Regions from separate parts of the Homo sapiens genome. Here regions 1 and 2 are each linked to region 3. The links are chromatin loops, found by intact Hi-C in ENCODE. Cell type or tissue: endothelial cell of umbilical vein. All regions are shown on one strand.

The links. A loop is a pair of places that touch in the nucleus more often than their neighbours do. Peaks named below come from ENCODE experiments on the same cell type or tissue, not always from the same donor. Only the 100,000 strongest peaks of a DNase experiment are listed, where the experiment ranks them.
Region 1: a loop joins it to region 3, with 3 times the contacts of the local background. A loop is called at or near these places in 2 of 110 quality-filtered maps.
Region 2: it touches region 3 in a loop (8-fold over the local background); 2 of 110 quality-filtered maps call a loop at or near these places.

The regions. Positions count from the first base shown.
Region 1 is chr15:95,300,002-95,308,001 of GRCh38, reverse strand. The region is part of intron 1 of LETR1 (lymphatic endothelial transcriptional regulator lncRNA 1); the gene reads left to right. Among named protein-coding and RNA genes, the nearest start is that of LETR1, 23 kb to the left of the region's middle. In endothelial cell of umbilical vein, no CTCF peak of the experiment used is centred here; DNase peaks (open chromatin) are centred at 3,351, 5,011, 5,591, 6,801 and 1 weaker place; H3K27ac peaks cover 5,829 bases.
Region 2 is chr15:95,730,112-95,738,111 of GRCh38, reverse strand. No RefSeq gene overlaps it. Among named protein-coding and RNA genes, the nearest start is that of LINC00924, 300 kb to the right of the region's middle. In endothelial cell of umbilical vein, no CTCF peak of the experiment used is centred here; a DNase peak (open chromatin) is centred at 3,271; H3K27ac peaks cover 1,686 bases.
Region 3 is chr15:96,155,122-96,163,121 of GRCh38, reverse strand. The region is part of intron 3 of NR2F2-AS1 (NR2F2 antisense RNA 1); the gene reads left to right. All of the region lies in intron 1 of LOC112268156 (a long non-coding RNA gene), which reads right to left. Among named protein-coding and RNA genes, the nearest start is that of NR2F2-AS1, 170 kb to the left of the region's middle. In endothelial cell of umbilical vein, no CTCF peak of the experiment used is centred here; DNase peaks (open chromatin) are centred at 2,071, 2,641 and 3,951; H3K27ac peaks cover 765 bases.

The DNA of each region.
Region 1 (8,000 bases), 860 kb after region 3:
GTATATATATATGTATGTGTACGTATACCAATATATGTATACACACATATATTTTTTAAATTTACAACATGCTATCAGATTGCTTTTCCAAAATGCAAAAAAGTCTTCAGGTTTTTACAAGTGATGTATGAATGTACCCTTTTCTGCACATTTCTGCCTGCAATTGGTGATTTTTTAAAAAAAAAAATTGCCAACTTGATGGATGTAAAGTGATACTTCACTGTTTTGGTGCTTTCATTTTCCTGCCACCAAGTGAGTTTGACCATCTTACTTGCTTGTGGGACATCTAAATTGGCACTTCTGTCGACTGTCTCCTCACAACCCGTGCTAACTCTTCTATTGGGCTGTTCACCTCCATCCTGGCATACGTTAGCTATTAACCCTTTTTCTCTATTACTTTTATATTTTAAAAATCTTTGTTTTAGCAAAAAAGACAGAAGATTAAAGGATCTGAAATTCATTCAACGATAAAAGTGCTTAAAACATTCTATCTTGGAGAGATTTACATTTTAATTGGTAGCAAGCTTGAAAAGAAAAGAATGAAGATCTTGGATACTTCTAATCATCAAGGAAAGGGTACAAATCAAACTGCTCTGATGGCCTGATTTGCACTTCTTCTACAGGTATTGAATTTGCACACTGTAGTGTTTGGTTACATAACAATGCGGAAAAGCTGAGTATGCTTCTCACTACTTTAAGTACTTCATATAAGTGGAATCATAACGTATTTGTCTTTTTGTGACTAGGCTATTTTATTTAGCGCAATGTCCTCAAGATTAGTTTGTGTTGTAGCATATGTTAGAATTTCCTTTCTTCTTCAGGCTAAATAATATTTCATTGTATGTTGCCATGGACTGAACATTTATGTCCACCGAACATTCCTGTCTTGACGCTCTCCTCCCAATGTGATGGTTTGGAGGTAGGTTCATTGGGAAGTAACTAGATAAGGAGGGTGGAGCCCTCATGAGTGGGATGGTGCCCTATAAGAGGCCAAAAACATAACTAGCTCTCTTTCAACCAAGAGAGAACACAGCAAGAAGTTGGCTGCCTACAACCCAGTAAAGGGCCCTCACCAGAACCTGATATGCTGGCAGCTTGATCTCTGACTTCCAGCCTCCAGAACTGTGAATAAATTTCTGTTGTGATATTCTGTTATAGCAAATAAAACTAACTAAGACATATCTATGTAACACATTTTGCTTATTCATTTATCCATCAATAGACACCTGGGTTGCTTCCACATTTTAGCTATTGTAAATTATGCTGCTGTGAACACTGATTTGAACCCATTTTTTCAGGACCTTTTTCTCAATTCTTTGAAGTATATACCCAGATGTAGAATTGATGGATGATATGGTAATTCTATTTTTAATATTTTGAGGAACCACCAAACTGTTTTTCACAATGGCTGTATCATTTTACATTGCCACCAAGAATCTATAAGAATTCCAGCTTCTCCACATATTCACCAATACTTGTTATTTTCTGTGTTTTTCTTTTTGATATTAGCCATCCTGTGGGTGTGGGATCGTATCTCATCATGTGCTTATTTGCCATTTGTATATCTTCTTTCAAAGGACCTTTTGTTACAAGGTTGCCACAGGCTTGTCCCCACAAAAGGAGCTGCTATTCAGGGATTTCTTTGTCTGTTTGTTTGTTTGTTTGTTTGCTTGCTTGCTTGTTTTTTCATGAGATGGTTTCTTGCCCTGTCATCCAGGCTGGAGTGCAGTGGTGCAAGCAGCCCCAAACTCCTGGATTCAGGGGATCCTCCCATCTCAACCTCCTGAGTAGCTGGGATTGCAAGCACACATGATCAGGCCTAGCTAATTTTCTTTTACTTTTATTTTTTTGTAGAGACAAGATCTCCCTTCATTTCCCACGCTGGTCTCAAACTCAAAAAGTCAGTGACAACAAGAGGTCTATGGGCAAATACTCTTCTTAATCTCTATGTCATCTGGCCATTGGTGCCTAATGTGGTCCAAATGTAGGCTCTATCACTACTTGAATAAACTTGGACAACTTAGATATGATACTTACCTTATAGGATGAACCTTGACTTGCTTTTCTGTAAGATTAGAAAAATACCTCCAGAAGCTGTTAGTAGGATCAAGCATTAAATGTACATGAAATTATTTTGAAATGTCTTTAAAACAAAGAAATGCTACTACTTTGACAACTTATCAGACAAGGCCAAATTTCATTCTGTGAGCTGGTAAGACCTGAAAAGTAATCATTCAACCCCTTGAATTGAATGAGTGAGAAAAAGATAGCAATTTAAGTTCAGTTCCTTAAATATGTTTACACATTATAGAAAGCTCTGCTTCAGTAAAGCTGTCAGACTTGGCTGTGCTAGGATGGTCCTACTGAAAGGGTACGATTCCTAAGATAAGGTTTCGAGCAATCAAATCTGCTCCCATTCCCCCATCCAAAATTTCCAAAAGCACAGATGAACTACTGGCCAGTGAATGCATGGACAATCAGCCTTTTATAGATGAGAAACGAGGTCCTCATGGGGGTGACAGGCAGTCAGAGCTTTGGCCAGAACCCCTAAACATGGCCCACGTCGTTCTCTGTACTTCCTCCTTATGATAGACAGGTGCTTTTTGTACCCAGAAATATTGTTTCTGCCATTTGCATTGTATTTTTTAAGGCTGGGATATAAGTAATAGAATTAAATCCGTTGGTAGGCAAAGTGTGCTATGAATTGTGGCAGTTTTCTGAAGAATTTAAGCCAAGAGGATATTTTTGGTTTGACTAAGTAATATAATTCAGGCCAAAATGGCTTCCAAATTTGAATTTCCAAAAACAGTGATAGTTCACCACTTCACTTGGCTGACACAGAGAAGGCGATCCCAACTTCTAAGATGAAATGAAACTTCTAGGAAAAATCAAAATCAGCCACTACATTTTATCTCTGGAGGGCATGGGAGGAAGAGGCAAGATAGGGATCATTACAACGTTGTAATCTGTTAGTCATCCAAAAAAAAAAAAAAAGAAAGAAAGAAGGGAAACGTTTTCTCTATGTTCTATAAATTCTATTCCAGCTGCATAAACTGCACTAGAACTGAACACAGCCTCCACTAAAACAAAATTTTAAAACAACAACAACAAAAAACTCATAAATGAGCTGGGGACCACTTTAATGGCAAAGTGGTCATAAACCAGTGTGTTGGAATTTCATCAATATGACATCATTCCCAATGTGACATGGGAGAGCCCACCCTCCATTTCCCTTCCAACTATCCCTCTCACACGCCCCCTTTCCTCTTAAAGAGATGATGAAGCTGCCTGCGCAGCACAGAAGGATAATAAAAACCTGTATCCCTTAAGCTGAATTCAGCCCAATGAACTGCACAAACAGCAATAACCAAAACAAAGCTAGCAGGAAACGTTTGCACACAGCATCTGTTATGATCGCATAACCACGAGACAGCTGTTTAATCCCAACTGTTAACATAAGATCATTTGTGTGTTTGAAGAGCGATCCCATTTGGATTTTCCCCTTTATTTATTTATTTTCTAGCTTTTCCAAGAGTGAGACTTTCTCAGCTGTAGGATGCAATTTGTGTTTCTGGTTTTTTCCACTTTCACCCTCAGCTTCCGAATGAGAGGGGTGGTGTGGTTTCTTAACTATAAATACTCAGAGGGGAAAGAGGACGGCTGTGTGGTCTCCTAGCTGAGCAGGGCACAGCCCTTTCTCAGCCTCCGGGGCCGGCTTTCTGCTCCCCAGAACATTCATAAACCATTCTGGTCAGATTATGGGAAAAGGCCCTCACATGAAACGCATCTGGTGGTCTCGGCCAAATTCTAGTGAAGCTGAGTTTTCTCAGCACCACCCAGGATTGGAAGCAATCCTTGTAAAGTTCAGTTCCAAAACGCGAAAACAAAGTCATTAGGCTCACAATTGCTGTGAAAAGGTCAATGAAGGATGTCAGCAGTTTGGGTGGCCTGTGTGAGTGCCCACATTGGAAGCCTGAGCAGGACACCTAGATAACTTATGATGGTGAGGGCTATGATCAGACTTTCTTTTTTTCCATTTACATCGCAACTCGCTGCCTGCAGGCTCCCCAAATGTTCAGTAGAGAATATGCATGCTTTACTGTTGAATTGCAGCCAACGTGTCACACAAGTGGCTGATGACAGTGACAAGCAGTACAGAGCTGCCCATGTGGTCCTTGGGCGAGAGGAATTGGCCATGAAAATTTGGACAAGCATTAACCTTGAAAGCTGCCTGAAATTAGCATTACATAAATCTTTCTTCACATCCTCCATCTTTTAATATTTCATCCCAGCAAATCCTCCATTTTGATCCCAACAGGATGATAACATGTATAATATTAAGTTTATCTTTCCAGGAAAAATGAAGCTCAAGGCCTTCTAAAGCTTGAAAGTGAATGTCTTAAACCTGATTCTTAGGGCAAGTTCATTTCTGGGTCATATGAACCTTGGGAATAAAAGGGACTTTTCACTTCTCACTCATTTTCCGTTATAACTTTTTAAAAATATAAATTGTTTAAGAGAAACTTACATCTCTTTGAAATGAGAAATATCACGATAATAGTTTCTGAATGACCTCTGAATTTCTCTTAAATATAAGAACTTCTTTTATTCTCTCTGGTGGTCCCACCTCCTCAAAATTATTGCTCTTTGCTCCATCTCTTTCCCCATAAAGAAAAATTATACACAATTTTTGTATGATTCTATTTTGTATTTTCTATGGAGACTGTCATGGATATTAATTTCCTGAGATTTACTAAGAAATACAAAATCTATCAGTGGGGGCAATCGTCAAAAAATTCAATGTTTAGGTCAGTCTATGGCGTAATTTCTTATCATACTGAGATAAAATTTTTTTTTACTTTTAGCCTGGCATTCTTATCACATGCAAAACAGTTTGCATCCCATAGCAAGGAGAGTGAATGACCGTGGTCCCCTTAGATTATGGACATCCACCTTAATGTTCAACTTCCCCTACACGGGACAAAATCACCAACATCTTTAATGAGAGAAAATCCTTTATCGACTGATTCATTTCCATGTTTTGTTTCTGCAGCTAGACGGGATATCCTGTAAGGTGGTGAAAAGGGAGGGAAATTTAGTACTATCCGTTTGTGATTTGCCATCATCATTACTATTATTATTATTTCTACTCTCAAGTTAGTATTATGTTTATCTACTGATTTTCATATATAAAGTCTGTCTTTGGTAAATTCTTTTTCCTTCTCTCCCTTCCCTTTCTATATTACTTCAGAATTACTTTTGGCAGGATTTGGAGAAGAGTTTATCTTTGCTACATAAAAAAGTCATATCTTTTAATATTTGCCACTTTTGTTAAAACTAAATAATCAATTAGTTATTATGTACTCTGAGTTACTGAGTGAAAACCGTAGTTAAATTTACTGGCTTTATTTAAGCATAGGGCCAGTTGGGAAAATAGTTTTGAATGATTTTAAAAGAAGAGGAACTACCTATCCAAGCTGGAGAGAGAGAAATCCCAGAGTGTGAGTAAGCACAGAGAAGTTACAAGTGTCTCTTAGATGCTCACTAGTCGGCAAAAACCAGGAAATACATCTCCTACTGTTTTGTGATCACCCCTGGTTACTGTCGTAACAGGAAGCGTAAATGAGAGGCAGATGATGTGAGAACAGGACTTTCAACTGGGCACCAAGCCTTTCACATACCACACCCACCATGATACTTACCTTGGCAAAAAGATCCCAATTAGTCTACCACACTCATGCTTGAAACCAGCCACATTTACTTCTTATTATTATTTTATATGTATGTATGTATATATTTATTTATTTATTTTTGAGACAGAGTCTTGCTCTTGTCACCCGGGCTGAAGTGGTATGGCACGATCTCCGCTCACTGCAACCTCTGCCTCCCGGGTTCAAGCGATTCTCCTGCCTCAGCCTCCTAAGTAGCTGGAATTACAGGTGCTCGCTGCCACACCCAGCTAATTTTTGCGGTTTTAGTAGAGACAGGGTTTCACCATGTTGGCCAGGCTGGTCTTGAGCTCCCAACCTCTTGATCCACCCGCCTCGGCCTCCCAGTGTGCTGGGATTACAGGCGTGAGTCACCGTGCGTGGCCTATTATTTTTTAATATCTTACACTTTTTATTGAGATAAAATATACAGATACAGTATACCGTCTCTACCATTTTTCAGTGTACAGTTCAGTATTTATGTTCGGTTTTTTTTCCCATCATCCTTCCATCCCCCTTACCCTTCCAAGCCTCTGGTAACCACCATTCTACTCTGTCTTCATGAGATGCACTTTTTTCATTCCCACATATGAATGAGATCATGTGATATTTGCCTCTCTGTGCTTGGCTTGTTTCACTTAACATCATGGCCTCCAGTTCCATCCAGGTTGCTGCAAATTACAAGATTTCATTTTTTGTCTAGATTATGCAGATCTCTTGCCTTTTTGTCAAATACAAAATGCTACATGTCAAGGTAGCATACATCTTTGAAACAAAGCTTGAGGATTTGCCTATTATATACACTTTAGTGTTTCACAGACCCTAAGACCGGTCTTGGCAAACAACCACTCATCAACAAATTATGATCTTAAAAACAAGCACATTGGAAGTGAGGATAGGTAGAAAGAAAATTGTTCAACATCACCAGGGGGAGAAAAGCACTGAGAAAATTAACCAACTCTGAATGAACCAAAGACTTTGTTTTGCAAGGTAGATGGTCCCTGTGCTTCGATCTACTTATTTTTTGCATAATATGACTCGTAGAATGGCAGTCTGCTCTCAAATTAGTCATTTTGAAAGTAAGAAACAAATACATGAGCAAACAATCAGCCAAAAAATACCCTAAGTAAACAGACAATGGAAATGTGGGCTTAGGAATGTGGACAGTGTACCAGTAGGAAACCCTTAGTCCTGCTAGTCTGCAGTGCTAGGAAATGCCTCACTCTGCATTCCTTGGCAGTACGATCCATCCTTTCCTGGCAAAAGTCTTTCTCTCCCTTCCTCACCAGATTATAGTTCCTACATCCAATCCACCTCCTGCCTGTCCCCGGGATCCCTGATTTTTCCTTATGGGTCCTATGTCCTATAGCCTGTGTGGCTGTGACATTCAGGGTTCCAGCTTTGCTTTTTTCTAATCTGTATTTGCCTTCAAGATTGGACTAGAAGCCAAAGGGAGTTTTTGTTTACCTATTATCTACTCCTCTGATGATTTCATAGTAAGTCAATTTTCCGTGTGACTCCTTTTTTTTTTTCTTTTTTTTTGAGACAGAGTCTCCCTCTGTCACCCAGGCTGGAGTGCAATGGTGTGATCTCAGCTCACTGCAAGCTCTGCCTCCCGGGTTCACACCATTCTCCTGCCTCAGCCTCCCCAGCAGCTGAGACTACAGGTGCCAGCCACCATGCCCAACTAATTTTTTTTTGTATTTTTAGTAGAGACGGGGGTTTCACCGTGTTAGCCAGGATGGTCTCGATCTCCTGACCTCGTGATCCGCCCTCCTCGGCCTCCCAAAGCGCTGGGGTTACAGGCGTGCTGTGTGACTCTTAATCCTAAGTGCTACCTAAGAACTTATTCAACATCTTTTAATATAAGACATAGGATGTAAAATTAGGAGCACCCCCAAAATTTGCCTTTCACACGTCATTGGGAAGGCTTGTATCTGACTTAAGTCTTGGAAAAAGAACATATTTGCAATCTCTTCTAAATTATTGGAAAAAAATTAGAAAATATTTACAACCTCTCTTGTCTACCTCGTCTTCAAGCCATCTCCTCACCCCACACTCACTAACATGCGTGCACTATGGGGGCAAATATAGTGCATAACCAAGACTGGCTCACCTCTATTTGCCACCTGTAAATTCAATTTGGAATAACAGCATAATATGAACAGTATATTTAATTTCACTTATTAGAAAAATTCTGGCCAGGCGCAGTGGCTCACACCTGTAATCCCAGCACTTTGGGAGGCCGAGGCAGTGGATCACTTGAGGTCAGGAGTTTGAGACCAGCCTGGC
Region 2 (8,000 bases), 430 kb after region 3:
TGGGCAGAACCTTCTCTTCTCTTTGCATGCTTTTCTACCTTCTCTACTTCCTCACCTTCTCTGACTATACAACCCCTTTTGTATGACTCCTCCCTGTCTAACTAAAGGGTTGCAGAATGAGAGATGTGTTTGTTCACACAGAGACATCACTAATAATGGGATTCCCTTATGTTGTGGCACCTGAGGGCAATCAGTCCTTTCATCTCATCTCAGCTGGGCAACATACAGATGGAATAGTTTCTAACTCAAGATAATTGTCTTCAGTGTTGGTAATTGCAGGTCATGGAGTATAAAGATGAAACTGCCAGCGAGGTGGCTCACGCCTGTAATACCAGCACTTTGGGAGGCCGAGGCAGGTGGATCACGAGGTCAGGAGTTTGACACCAGCCTGGCCAACATAGTGAAACCCCGTCTCTACTAAAAATACAAAAATTAGCTGGGTGTGGTAGCATGTGCCTGTAGTCCCAGCTACTCGAGAGGCTGAGGCAGGAGAATTGTTTGAACCCAGGAGGCGGAGGTTGCAGTGAGCCAAGACAGTGCCATTGCCTCCAGCCTGGGTGACAGAGCAAGACTCCGTCTAAGAAACCAACCAACCAACCAAACAAACAAAGAAACAAAAAAGCAAGCATCTTTACCCAGTATCTCAAGATCTCCACAGCCTGGAGTTATCATATATTTCCAACTTTATCTTCTACCATTGCCAACGTAATACTTTTTCTCTCCCACTCTGTTCACTAAGTATCTTTTGTTGCTCAACATGTGGGCTAATGTTAATACTCAACTGCCCTTTGCTCACCCACTGCCCTGAGGTTTGCAGGGGCTCGAAGGTATCCCTGGCAACTCCACTGTGGTCATTGTCTTTCCACTGAATTTCCCTGGAACTCACTCCATGCATCATTTGACATTAACAATTACTTTGTGATCTGCCCTTCTACTTTTCCATGTTACCCTCCACCAATCCTTTTGGGCTGAGAGTCCTCCAAGGGAAGACGTGAGATCCCATACCCTCTGTAATGACCAAAGCCCCTTGCTTATTGTAAAGGCTAACTATCCTTAAGTAGCTGAATAATTGAAGAGTCATTAGATGAGGAGCAAGGAGGAATTAACACTTTTGAGCACTTATTATTTTCCAGGCACACCGCCAAGCATTTCACATTTGCCCTTTATTACTTTCTCAGAATAGTCCTGGGGGTGGGTCATCTTCCTCACAATTTATGTATGTGAACACCAAGACTCTAAGTTCGGTGCCTTGCCTAGAGTCAGCCCACTGGTGAGGAGCAGGCTGCACAGTCCATGCTCACCATTGAGTCACACTGCATTGACTAAACAATGCTTACAGCAGAAATGTGTACACCGTTGTTCCCTAACAGCCAGTTCTACATGGAGTGGCCAGAGTAATTTTGGTAAAATATAAAGGAGATAACAGCAGTCTCAGGTTCTAAACCTGGCAATGGCTTTATGTTGCACTTGGGATAAAATCCACATTGTTAAGCCCAGTCTACATTGCCTGGCTCTCTCTGGTTCCTGATTATCTCTTGATATGGTTTGAATTTGTGTCCCCACCCAAATCTCATGTCAAATTTGAGGAGGGGTCTGGAGGGAGGTGATTGGATCATGGGGGTGGATTTCCCCTTGCCGTTCTTGTGGTAGTGAGTGAGTTCTCATGAGATCTGATGGTTTAAAAGTGTGTGGCACTTCCCCCTTCACTCTCTGTCTCCTGCTGCCATGTGAAGAAGGTGTTCGCTTCCCCTTTACCATCAGCCATGATTGTAAGTTTCCTGAGGCCTGCTTCCTGTTAGGTCTGTGAAACTGTGAGTCAATTAAGCCTCTTTTCTTCATAAATTACCCAGTCTCAGGTAGTTCTTTATAGCAGTGTGAGAATGGACTAATACATCTCTATCACCTATATCCTACCTGACAGATCTCTCTTCCTCATATGTTGGCTCTCTCAAGCCCCAACCACAGTATTCTTTGTATTAGTCTTCTCCTGTCTCAGGTTAGTTTGTCCTCTCTTTCTGAAATATTATTCCTCCAGTTCATTGCCTGGATTTCTCCTTTACCTCATTAAGATCTCAGATACATTACCTCTTCCAAGACGACTTCCTTGACCATTCCTATCTATAGTAGACCTTTCCCCTCTTTTACTGTCTATCCCTGTATCCTGCCTTGGTTTTCTTCTTAGAATTTAATCAGGACCAGACACCACTTCGTGCAGGTATTTGATAGTTTGTATGGTTCCATCACTGTCCTGCAAGTTCTGAAGTTCAGGGACTTCTCACATCTTATTTATTTCTGTATCCCCAGCACCTAGAACAGTGTCTGGCACTTTGTAGGTTCTCAATAACTCATTAAATAAATATCCAATAACCTACCATTCCATTAGGGCCATCTGAGCGATTGGGAGCTGGCTTCAGTCTTGATGATTAATTGGATTGTTCATTTTCATATACAATAAAGGGTGTCATGTAGGTTTCATAGAACCATATCATTTGAACATCTAATCAGGACATATGGTCCAAGGAAGTGTAGTTTTATTTAATGGGAGAGAAGTTTTGAGATAGATTGTCTATGAGAAAGCTTAAGGTCTAAAGTGGCTGTTTCATTGCTCAGCATTTTTGCAAGGGGAATAGATGTCACAGTGTCATTCTCCTTGATTCAATTACATCAGGATATAAGGTAAGAAGCCACATTTTAAAAAGGAAACTAACATGTAATGAGCGATGAACAGTCACTGCTCCATGTACCTTACATATATTTCCTCATTTAGTTTCCATAAGATAGATATTCTTCTCCCCAACCAACAGATAAGTCAAGTGCCTTGTGGTTGAAGCACTTGGCCACAGTAATACCTGCTCCGATTGGTAGAGCTAACATTGGTACATATGACTGTCTAGTCCTGAAGCCAGAGCACAAAAAATGGGAACTCATCCAAACCCACACATCTCTTTATCAGATATCCCCACTCCATTCACTTTCCCCAAAGTCACACCCCAATTCCAGCACCTCCCCTTCCCCTCCAATACACAAAAGTACACACACACAACAAAGCAACCTCAAATCTATGGAGGACAGCCAAGGATTTGAGGCTGAGGTTTCCTGTGCCAAGCACTCTCCCACTAAGCTGGGAATATAACACCTTCTTTTGACTTCAGTAAAGCTTCAACACAAATCTTAAACCTCATACACTCCTTTTAATCTGATTGTTACCATCCTGTGCAGTGGCAAAGTAAAGAAAGGACGTGCTTTTAAAATGGGGACACTAAGAAGATATAAGTAGGATACACAAAACACACACTTAGAGCAATTCTCAATGGGGTTAATGCATGATCTCTCCTGACCACACTTCCTCCTTCCTGTCTCCCTCTTCCTGTGCAGTAATAAGTAAATAAATGAACCAACAAGCCGCACTCTCCTATGTTTTCTTTTGAGAGAATAATATAACCTAAAAGTTTAATTGTTTCATTTTGCCCCCGCTGAGGAAAGCAAGTGCACCTACTTATGAGTCACACAGAGAGGCGATTCCTTTATATATATGATTTCATTTGTCTTTACCATGGGCCTTTAAATGCAGGCATTAATGATAAAGAGAATGCAGCTCAGAGGGAGTTCACTTAAGATGAAACAGCCAGTAAATAACTCAACTGGGATTCAAATTCAAATACGATGATTTCAACATCCACATTTTTCCACTTTCTTCTAATATGCAATAAATAAGTAAGCACATGTAGGTTGGGGCATAGAAAGTTGACTTTTTAAATTTGTTTAATTTTAATAAAACTCAGGCTACAGTTAAAAAAAAAAAAAGGAGGCAGAGAGTGGTAAAGATGGCTGCCTTGGGCACACATGGTGTCACCAGGACACGTGTTGAGATGACATCTCAACAGCTTGTTGGAAGGCAGATATTTCTGTATTTTACCTGCTGCCTGACCCACTCATGCAGGCCGGCAGTAGTTGACACAATCAAGCAATGAACTGCCTGACAGGAAGTAGCTTCTGTGCACTTCTATGCTCTCTGACTGGGAGAGGGGACTTCCTGGTGAGTAAAGCTAACAGCAGATGAATTAGTGCTTTTTACCAGCAGGAGTTGTGGACCCCTTCGTTTCTGAGGTGAAACCACCAAATACCAACTCAATCATGTCAGTGCTGTGACACCTCTTTGTCACAGGTTGACATGGGGTTTCTGAGGGGAAAGCTGGAAAAAAGCGGATATGAAATAAATGTTTATCAAAGCACATAGGGGAATAAAAGACTCAATTCTTTCTTTTCTCAAAATTACCTGAGGTGACAGACCACCAGGGAGCTGAACAGTGCAGAAAGTTGGGAACTTGGTTAATTCTATCGCGTGGCTGACTGAAACCTACACGCCGCCCTCCAAAGAACCACGCAGCCATCAACAGTCTAGTTTTCCTTCCAAGTGGCTGACATGGAAAATCAGACACAATGTGCTTCCCTGAATGCCCCAGATTCAGACAGACAACTTGAAAACATAACTTACAGATTCATTTCTGTCTCAATTTTAAATGAGGGCTATTTGAGACATTAAAAAAATTTTTTTCCCTTCCCATTTTTTTTATGAGATGAATGAGCTCAGTCGTGAGCTTAATTCTTATTTCTGGTATAGAGATTCTAGTATAACTGTCTTGTAGAGTTAACTTCAGAGTCGACTCTTTTCCTTCCTCAACTTCACGCAGTATGCTTCACCGTGCTACTGATTTAAAACATAATTTGATGCCATCCTTTGCCATAACTGTTGAATCTGAGTGATTTCTTGAAGTCTGCACCCTTCTTAATACCAAATGTGCAGATGCTAAAATGACAACTCTCAGGTCAGATATTAAAATGTACAACTTCTCCTACTCTTGTAATGCTTGGTTGATAGGCAGTTATTGTCCTGAAAACCAGTCATTGGAGTTGAAAGATAAATATTATTTCATATCTTATTGAATAAAATATATTATATCACAGGTGATGGAGACAGATTGACTCAATAAATTCTAATAGTGTATGCTGAGAAATAGTTGCAATAAAAATGCTGATGACTTCACACAGGGAGAATATTGAATGTCATTAGCATGCTATTTCCTCTGTTCTGATCTCCCTGTCATGTTCTTCACACTGTTATCATCTCTATCAGTGGATTTTTCTTTGGTTTATTGGCATGAGAAAAATGGCATATTTTAGTGTTTTAAATTATCCAGTACTTTACTGATTGCAGAAACGATGCAGTGGTGTAAGATATGGGAAATTAATATAGGATTTTACATTTAGCAAGAGCATCAGCCTTACTTGAAAGGGCTGGAAAAATGTGAGATACCACTGAGCTCTACAGTCTGTTCTCATCATGAAATTTTCTCCAAATTCTCATTTTTTCTCATTTTTATTAACTGGCTCAGTTTAGGATAAATGGAGAATTTTTCAAAGAGATTAGCTTAAAGAATTTATGAAAGAGCTTAAAAAGTTAGTTTTAAGAAGTTATTTTAACAGAGGTTAGTGACATAGATCTTATTTCATGAGATGCAAGAAGATATAGGTAATGGAACTTCTAAGGTTTGTCTTAATTTCTATTGTTTTGTATATTACTTGGGATAGGTAATAAACACATGTAATCCTGACAGAATTTAACACTTAAGTCAAAACGCCTAAATTAATCTATAAGATGAGTATTATGTTCAGAGAGTGGTAACCAGCAGTTGATGGTGAGTCCCTTGTATGGTGATGCCTTACAGAGTACTAACCAAGATCATCAATTCCAATTATTCCTACTCTTCTCTCCAGAAACCTGTGGAAATGCCCTCAGGTGACATAGCTTCTTGAATTAACCACAAATACCCAAACTGAAAATATTGCAAACTGAAGTTTTTTTTTTCCTATAAAAACCTATTCTTAATTTTCTTCCTGTCATCCTTATCTCAGTGAGTGACACCATATTTAATTTGTGACCCAAACCAGACTTTCACATCATCTTTGTCCTCTGCTTCACCCCCACCCTCCACAAGCAAGCAATTACCAAAGGTAAAGGTATTCCTTCCACGTTTTGTTTAGAATCTATCCAGTTCTCCAAATCCTGTTACCATCTTAGTTCAGGTTGTTACCATCTCTTTTTTAGATTGTTGCAATAAAATTTAATTCTTCTTCCATCTTCCAGGCCACCCACCTCCCACCCTAATATCTCGTAATTCACCACATTGTGGCAAATCTGATACTACCTCATTCTGGTGGAAATTCCTTCAATGGTTCCCCTCCATCTTCACCACCTTGTCCCAGGGGTCCATCAAATGTCTCCAAACACTTCTTGCCTTTACAACAGTAGTGAGGTCTTTTTTTGTTGTTATTGTTGTTATAGACGGAGTCTTGCTCACTCCAGTCTCTCGGAGTCTTGCTCTCACACAGGCTGGAGTGCAGTGGTGCGACCTTGGCTCACTGCAACCTCCACCTCCCGTGTTCTAGCAATTATCCCGCATCAGCCTCCCTAGCAGCTGGGACTATAGGTGCATGCTGCTACACCCGGGTAATTTCTTTTGTATTTTAGTGGAGACAGGGTTTATCTTTTAATGTCTACTTTAAATCAATAACTACAATATCAAAATATTGCCTCTTTAAAAATGGAATGTTTTGAGAACCTACAAGAGCAACATGAAATTCAAATATTTCTGGAGTTTGTGGATATCTGATAATGCTTCTTATGGGCTGTCAATCACACCTCCATGTCTTACTTCAGTGGTTATAGTGTGCAAGCAAATTATTTTTATTCTTAGACTTATTTCCTTTATGTCTATAAATTATTAATGAGATAAAATACTATTGATTAAAGAAAGGAAGACTAAAACAGTGATGTAAACATATAAGTTAATCAGCAGTGTGAAAATATAATTGTGCAATGAGCTTCAATAGATTGTTCCAGCTGTATTTATTCCATCATAGTTTGTATGAACTAGAGTGAGATGTAGATAGTGATTCAAAACCCAAGGTTACAAAAGAAAAGTATAGCAAAAAATACTCCATTTATTATGTTTTGTCTTTTAATTTATTGATAATATAATAATCTATCTGCTCCCAGAATATTTTGTTTGTAGAAATGTGTCTTCCAGTAACATCCAGTAGCTCATAATTTAGAAGCAAATTATAATGTTTATAAAACAAATGAACTAGTTGTGTGTTTGTGTGTGCACATGTGTGTGAAAAAGACAGAGAGACAAAGACAGAGATTTCAAATTCCAAAACTGCCAGTCAGATCGTGAAAGTAGATTTTTATCTACTCTTTATGTTGTAAGAAATAGTTCACTTTCAATCTACATTTTATTATACATCCAGTACAAAAAGCCATATGGGGAAATTATTTGCTAACAATTTTTTTACATAATTAATTTTCAAGTAAATAACAAGAGTGGCATTTGCTCTTACATGTAATTACTGTTAATAATAATTATAATGGGATGCTAACGAGGGATTTTTTTGTCTCCTTTTGGGCCAGGGCCCCAGTTGTTGAGAAAAATATAATGTTCTCAGAACCCTACCAGCCTAAGTGGAAGAGCTGAACTACCACATCAGGATGTGATAAAACTCATTCTGCCAGCATCGTTCATGACGGATCTCCAGACTGTAAGAGAACAGGTTGACGAGGCAAAAAAGTAACATATCTTTAGGGAGTGGAGAGAAGTATTTTTCTTACCTTTGATGCAGTGAGTGAAAAATCTTCAAGTATATTGTTTCTTAGGATTTGATGATGTCTCACCACCACTTGGAGACATCTGAAAGCAAAGACAAGGATATTCTATGACTTCTGCAGAACATTGTGATAGTGCAGGTTTCTCAAAAACCAAGTGTAGGCCCTTTGGGAGAAGTTTTCTGGAATTTTCTGAAAAAAAATAAAAATAAAAAAAAATAAAAGCCCCCCAAAGAAGGCCACCTAGGAAGCTGAGAGCACCCAGAGAAAGGATGGCCATTTTACTTATGGTTTATAAGACGGTTTACATTACTAAAGAGAATTAGAAGCCCTAAAG
Region 3 (8,000 bases):
GCTTTTAAAAAAATATATATATATATATAATAAAAGTGAAACAAAATTGCTACGGTCCCTCCCAAGGCATTGGAAGGAATCTGCATAGGAGTCGAAGCTCAAGCTTCATTAGCTTCATGCTAAATCCATCTGTATTCATGTATCAAGCCCGTCTCTATTTTTTTCTTGTTGCTAATAAAGAAGAATGACCTGGCAACAATGAGGAGTGGCATTTTTTTAACTTTGGGAAGATCAATCTTAAATTACACATTAGTGTATTTAAAGATTATTCTCAACCTAAAAACAGAAAATTAAATATTGTCATTGATGACACAGAGACGACTGAGAAGTACCTTTTAGTTAAATTCTTTTTCCCTTGATAAATTCCAAGGAGGAGTTGCTGGAACCAAGTTTTAGAGCTCTCACCAACTTTTCTTGGTTGGATTTACAGAGGTCAAAGTTTGGAGTGCAACTAGAGAGGTTAGCAGTTCACTTTTCCCAGACCGCCTGGCTTCTCATAGCTTAATCTCTGGGCACAGCTGCTGTGAGCACACAGTCCCTGGGACTCATATCTTGCCCTGCTCCTGGCCTGATGACAAGACTGGGAGGAACTGTGGGCAGGTAAGGCCAAAGGGAACCTCAGACCAATATTTCTCTGGAGGGCAGAGGGACAAACAGAATCCAGAGGTTGGGATCTACCTTGGGGACAATGTCTCAGAGTCCAATGGTTGCAATGAGATGTGTTGTGAGTCAGAGCTAGGGAGGGAAACAGCAGGCACAGGGGATGTTGAAAGGTCAGCCAGGCAACGGAAACCAGGGGTCAGGAAGAATTCTGAGCTATGATATCAGTTGGCATGCATGGTGGGGCAGGTATTCATATCAAAATCAAGCAAGTTTCATTTTTCAGGATCCAAGATCTTCCTGCCTTCCTTTCCTGGTAGGACTCAAGGGATTCTTCCTGGGCTCATAGACACTAGGTGTGAAACCATGCAAAAGGACAGGAAATGGGTGTCACTCTTCTTTATTGAGGAGATTCTGGAATTATTTTTACCGGAGTTGATTAGAGAATAAAATGTGGTAGTCAAGATCAGACCTGTCCTCTCAGGCTCTTTTCCTTCTAAGACAGGAGAATCTTCTGAGAGGTTCCCATAGAAGAGAACCCTCACGCTGCAAGTATCCAGGATACACATTCTGATTCATGCGAGTTCTAAGAAAATCTTTATTTTGGGACATTTGAGGCTTGTCATCAAAGAACTCTAACTTTCTATCTCCCATCTATCTATCTATCTATCTATCTATCTATCTATCTATCTATCTATCTATCATCTATCTGTCTTCTTTCTATATATTTTCTATTTTCTATATATATTTCTATTCTATATATTTCTATTTTTTATATAATATATATGTGAGATATATATCACAGAGAGATGTATTCTTTTTCTCTATATATATATGTGGGAAAGTGTTTTGTAAATGGTGAAGAACTACTGTTGTTATAATCCCATTTCTGTCCAATGTAGATGCTGATTTTTATCTTGCTTGATAATTGTTTTCAGGTGAGATTATATCCGATAAATACTTTTTAAATTCCTTTTTCTTCTGTTTCCTTTCTGTTTGTTTTCTTTTTGCTTTTGTTTCTTTAGTTTTCTGGTGAAAAATGATTCCATTGGAAATTTTATATCAGAACAAGTGTTTTCAGAAAAGGAAGGGATTCTCAGATTTAAAGGAAAAAGTTTCCCTAAAAGTCAGAGCAGCTAGAGCTACTAGGAAACCCCTTTATCTAATCAATCAAGTCTTAACTATAACACACTCAACCGATGCTTGGGTAGAATATAAATTCCAAGTCACATGAGGTCTTATCAGTTATAATACTGAGAAAGAATTAGCCCCTCTGTTTTGGTAAGATGATAGCTGTGGGCTAATTCGTTTTTTCTTGATATATTTGGGGGATTTGAAAACTTAGGAAGTAAACAGGTTATTTTGTTCAGGGAACCTTTTCTGAAAGAGTTACCAGGGTTCATCTGATGCCATTAGCTTTGCCAGTAATTTCCATGATGTCAAGGGCACATGGGAGATTAAAGAGGGATTAAGACCTGCTTGCACAGTCAAAGCATCACAGTAAATTGACTTGACTTGGCAGGCTACACTTCAGGTTGGCACCTTTTCACCACCTAATCATATACAATCCAGGTTTGCAGTGTTAGCTAGGCTACTTTCACAGAGGCCAAGAAATGTTAAGCAGGCAAGGTAGGAGGTGAAAGTTGCTGGGAAGGAGTGGATGGACTTCCAGGAGAATGCTCAAGGCCAGGCTGCCACCATGAGCTGCCGAGGAGGATTAAAACATTAAGGAAAATGCTTGTTGTTGTTGTTGTTCTTTTTTCCTCAGAATCTTTCAAAAATGAATTTCATTTTCTATTTACCCTCCTTCCACCCGCTCCCAAGTTTTCCAGATATACGTTCCTCTTAAAACCTTTTTAATCGCTCAGGTTATTATCAACTCTTCTGCAAAAGGAATCAGGTTTGCCCAGGAACTTCACTGAATAAAGATGAGTTTATATCTTAAAAAGGAAACAGCTGGATGGCAAAAGCCAGGGCGGGAGGCAGCTCTTGTTTCATTAGTGAAGGGAAACTCGAGGGCCCGGAGAGAACAACTGGGCTGGCAGCCACGGCGGGGAGAAGAAAAGGAAACACACGATCATAAAGAACTAATCATGAAAAATGGAAAGTGAGAAAGAGCCAAGAACAACAAGCAATAAATAGATTTGGAAGGGGGAAAAAGATGAGGAGGAATGAAAAGCTATGCTCAGGAAAGAAGCAACAAGAGCATGTGCGTTTCATTTGAAAAAAATTAATGATTCTGAAAATCATTAAAAAGTCTTAAGGAAAATGTTTTAAGATAGCTTTTCAGACCCAGGTTTTATTTCTATGTGTTGTTTCAGAGTCTATTCCAGTGCATGAAAAAAAAAAATCATGTGGAACTAGTGGGAGAAACTTAACATACAATGTGCCTGAGTGATTGGTTTCCCTCTGCTTTTTTTTTTTTTTTAATGATTTCTGCCTGATGGTGGGGAATAGAAGCAATTAGTTTGGCTATGTAGGATCACTGATAAATCTGGGGATTCTAAGATTAACTCATACAATTCTAGTCGTAATTAGAAATATCAAATACATTTTCACCTGTGCAGTAATCACGTAATGTTCATTTATTTGTCATGAGGGGGTGATGATTCAGCACTCACAGGTATATCTTTAAATATTTTCAGACGAAATGAGCATGGATTTAAGGAGGAACTAAGAGGAAAACCGGATCCTAGTCTGTCCTTCATCTTGAAAGAGGACTATTGGTCATGTTCATATATTTTATCATGTTGAATCTGTTCATCGAAACATAGCCAATAGTCCAGGCAAGCCTAGAGAGAAGATATATGTATATATATATATATATATATATATATATATATATATATACACACACTATTTGAAGTTTCACATCAGTTACAGATAATACTTTACAAATTAAATGTTGTTGGTCTTTTATTTGGGGGATGCCTTATTAGCTTTTTAAAAATTAGTTTTTAATAGCAGCATTTGTTTAAGAAGGAAGAAAAAATGCTTGGTGGTACCTTCTGGAAGGTACATTAATCTTGTTAATGACACCACAGTTCATGGTTGGCAAAACAGGACTTTTGAATCAACCTGTATTGTGTGTGTGAATGTGTATGTGCTTGAGAAAGAAGGCCAGGGCACTAAAGATACATGAGAAGTGCATGAAGACAGGATGCAGGATTTCCTATGATTTTATGTTGTTCTTAATTAGGAAGCATATTGGCAGCAAATGCTAACATGTGTTAGGATGTTTAGCTGAAGCCAAATAAATGTTTTCTATTACAACTCTGAATTCCATGCCTGGTCGGAACCCGTGCTTTTCTGCTCATGGCTTACAAAATCCCGTTAAAAGTCATCTCAAGGGCCAATTTTCTGTTGGCTCACAGAGCAAAATGACTTTCACCACATGTTTTCCTGAAGGGTTATCTACAACTCCGGGTGGAAGTCAAAGATTGGAAGAGGATGACCTCTGATCCTGGAACTGCATTGCTTGGTGGTCAGGAGGGGTTCTTAGTAAGCAAACTCAGTTTAATCCCAGAGTCGGAAGTGGGTGTCAACAAGCCAAAGCAACATCCTTTCAGCTCTGCTGCTTTTTTGTCTTGGTGGAGGAATAGCCAATGGAAGAAGATGGAGAGTCCGGACCAAAAAAAAAAAAAAAAGATGAGGTAAAGTAGCTACACTTGTGTACATAAGGAACCATGTAAAAGTATGCTATGTATGTATGTATTTATTTATTGTTTTGAGACAGGGTCCTGCTCTGTCACCCGGGCTGGAGTGCAGCGGCAGGATCTCGGCTCACTGCAACCTTCACCTCCCGGGTTCAGATGATCCTCTCACTTCAGCTTCCTGAGTAGCTGGGACTGCAGGAAGGCCCCACCATGCCTGGCTAATTTTTGTATTTTTAGTGGAGACAGGTTGCCATGTTGCCCAGGATGGTTTCGAACTTCTGAGTTCAAGTGATCCTTCCGCCTTGGCTGGCCAAAGTGCTGGGATTAAAAGTGGGAGCCACCGGGCCCGGCCATTTTTTTCTATCCACGTCTTTTTCACTGCTGTGTCTGAGAAATTTTACACGCTCTCATATATGTAGCTGAAATGATGCAGGAGTTCCCCGGCACCAGCCGCTTGGTACTCTCATTTATTAATATCAATAAATCAATGAAGCCAGGTTGCAAGGCATTCTTAGGTATTCATTCACCATGCTAGGACCGCATTGCCTGGAGCTCTTCAGCAGTTTTTCACTGCAAGGCCTTCACACAAGCTAGTCCCTCTTTCTGGAACATTCCTCTCCACGTTTTGCACGGCCTATTCCCTCGCCTGGTTCAGATCTCTTCCCAATTGTCCTTTCTCCTCCAGCTTTCCTTGATCCCTTCATCATTCTTTCCTCTATTTGTATTTATTTATTTTTGTTCATTGTTTTCTTCCCTCCTCTAGAATGCCCATTTCAAGAACGAAGGGAATTTATTTTGTTTTCCCTGCTGTGCCTCAATGCCTAGGACAGTGTGAAGAACATAGAAGGTGCACAACTAATAATTTATTCACTGAATTAACAGGGCCAGGGTGTTTTTGTTACTTGTTACAGATGTGTGTGTAACATTTTCAAAGCCTTGGAAGTTATTAAATCACTTTCCCGCATTTTATATGCAAGACTCCTATTATTCTTAATAAGAGTCAGCTGTACATCTAGACTGCATTAAAAAATAAGCAAAACTACATTTTCCTTGGCCTTGTAAACAATCCCACATGGTATATGGGCCAAAAAAGGAAAATTAACAAAAAAGGGAGAATGTACCAAACCATATTCAGTTAGTAAAAGGGGATGTTTTTCCATATTCTTAAATGAAGATCTTTTACCCAATATATCCAGTCTCTCATAAACCATGAAATGAAGTGACTGGGTATCAGAACTAATTTTCAGAAGAAAAACTGTCATCTTTAAAGCAGTAAAATCTTCATAAAACTGTGTAAACTAATTACTGGGTTAAGTAAAATCACTGAAATATATCAGGACCTTCAAATGTCTCCAGGGCAGACATAATATAGTAATTCTCTAATAGTCACTCTGGGGAGATACTGTAATGGGCGGGATGAAGTCATTGTAATATTCTCATTTAGTTTGGGTCCTGAGACTTATAAAGAGAATACCGGTGGCAGACTGCACATACGGAAGAGATGCCTATTTATTTCACATGATACTAGCTGGCCTTTCCAGGCTGTGGATCATGAGCTCAGGGGAGCCCAATGGAGATGGGCATACTCATTTGTTCTGCAGAGAAGATATGCCGAATGTTTCTTCTCATCCCTCCTCATCAAAGAGAGTGGAAAATATTTTGTGTACAGTATTTTTTGCTTTAGGTTATTTAGAAGCCTTATGTATATTAGGTTTTTACATGTGAGCAAATAACTAAAAACAAGAGCAGGACCTACCAGAAGCTTCAACAGAACAGACAGACCATGGAAGACCTCATGTTCTTTTGAATTAGTGAAAAGCTATATAGTTTAAGTAGGTATCTTGGTAATCTAGGATAAATCACAAGGATTGGGTAAACTCAATGGAATATTGAAGGTTTATTTTATTAGGTAATTTTATATACATTTAGGCCACGTGCAGTGGCTCATGCCTGTAATCCCAGCACTTTGGGAGGCCAAGGCGAGTGGATCACTTGAGGTCAGGAGTTTAAGACCAGCCTGGTCCAACATGGTGAAACGCCATCTCTATTAAAACTACAAAATTTAGCTGGGCATGATGGCACTTGCCTGTAGTCCAGCTATGCTGGAAGCTGAGGCAGGAGAACTGCTTGAACCCAGGAGGCAGAGGTTGCAGTGAGCCAAGATCACACTACTGCCCTCCAGCCTGGGCTACTGAGTGAGACACCGTCTAAAAAAAAAAATATATATATATATATATATATGTATATATATCTGTAATGTGACATTGTTTTCTCAAACCTCAGACTAATCTTATGCTCAATATGGAAGATAATCATAACTCATCACTCTGGATTATAACTGCTTACATATGTCTTTCTTATGAGATAATGCACCTTGAAGGTAAGGACTTCACTTTATTTGCTTCATTCTCCAGTGTCCAATTTGTGGAATGAATGAATGACCCTTAACAGAAACCTGACTGTGATTCCCTTCACTATTAACTTTTCCTAGAGTTATGAATTCCAGTTAGAAATTTGTTCAGAAAATCACTTGTCCTTAGGAATATAATTTCACAAGACACACAAGTTGATTTCCTTATAGTCTATCATGGTGATTTCTACCCTGGCTCAAGGCTGTGATTCATGAAGAAGAGTGGTAGGAACCAGACTTCTTAAAAGTGGTGAGCATCAGGCCACAATCTCAGAGGATAGTGTATGAGGAGTAAAATTGGGAAGACACATTCACATTTACCCAAATGGCTTGCACATTAAAAGCTGTACACCCTCCCCAACTCCAATTAACTCAGAGGGAAATCTTTGGGCGGGTTTGGTTCTCTCCAATGTGTGTGAGCCTGCAGTTGCCTGGCTGGCTCCTGTGTCCCTTTGGAATTGATAATGAGGTTCAAGAGAGAGGAATAGTCCTCACTAAGCATGTCACCCCTATTTAGCACCTTTTCCAGGATGGCAGCCACTATTGTTTTATTATGTCTCTGATCAGCTGTCACTATTCATAAAGTAATCACTGCCATTAACACATCACGCCTCAAGCCATCTGCTGCAGCATGGCACACACAGAGCTGTTGGTTGCAAGCAAAGCAGGTGTCACCTAAAAATGACAGTACCACAGTAAAGGTGGGAGGTCATCATGGTGAAAGAGGATATGTCACGTCAAGTAACTCTATTTTTTGATGTATTATAGTGCAATGAGCAATAGTATTTCTTGCTCAATTTGCAGAGGCTAAAATTAAAACTTCTTATTTGAGATACTTTTTTTCAATATTGGTAAGTCATGGAGACAAAAAATGTCATTGAAGTTCTTAAAACAATAGCATCTAGATTGTGAATGAACTCTTGCATTAAATTTGCAGTCAAGTTTAAAGCATTCTTGAAGAGATCTGATCCATCAAACCTTTATTTGACAAGTGTTTATTGAGCACATATTAAGTGACACTGACATGTGGCTGGCCCACCCGAAATATACAGTTGCTACGTAAAACAAAAATCACAAGTAATGTGTACAGTGGAGATTCCTGATCCCAGCTGCATTTTTGACCCTTGGTCAGTCCCTAACACTTATCTTGATTTTGGATAATTTTTTGGATAGTTTTCAGTTTTAACAGGATCCATATTGATTGGATTTTCTGTGGATGTGTTGGAAAATAAGCTTGCATTGGAAAAATACAATGATTTCATAAAGTCTGTTAAGAAGGACAATATCTTTATAGGACAATTAGTTCTCTTGACCACCTTCATTGTAAAGGGGCT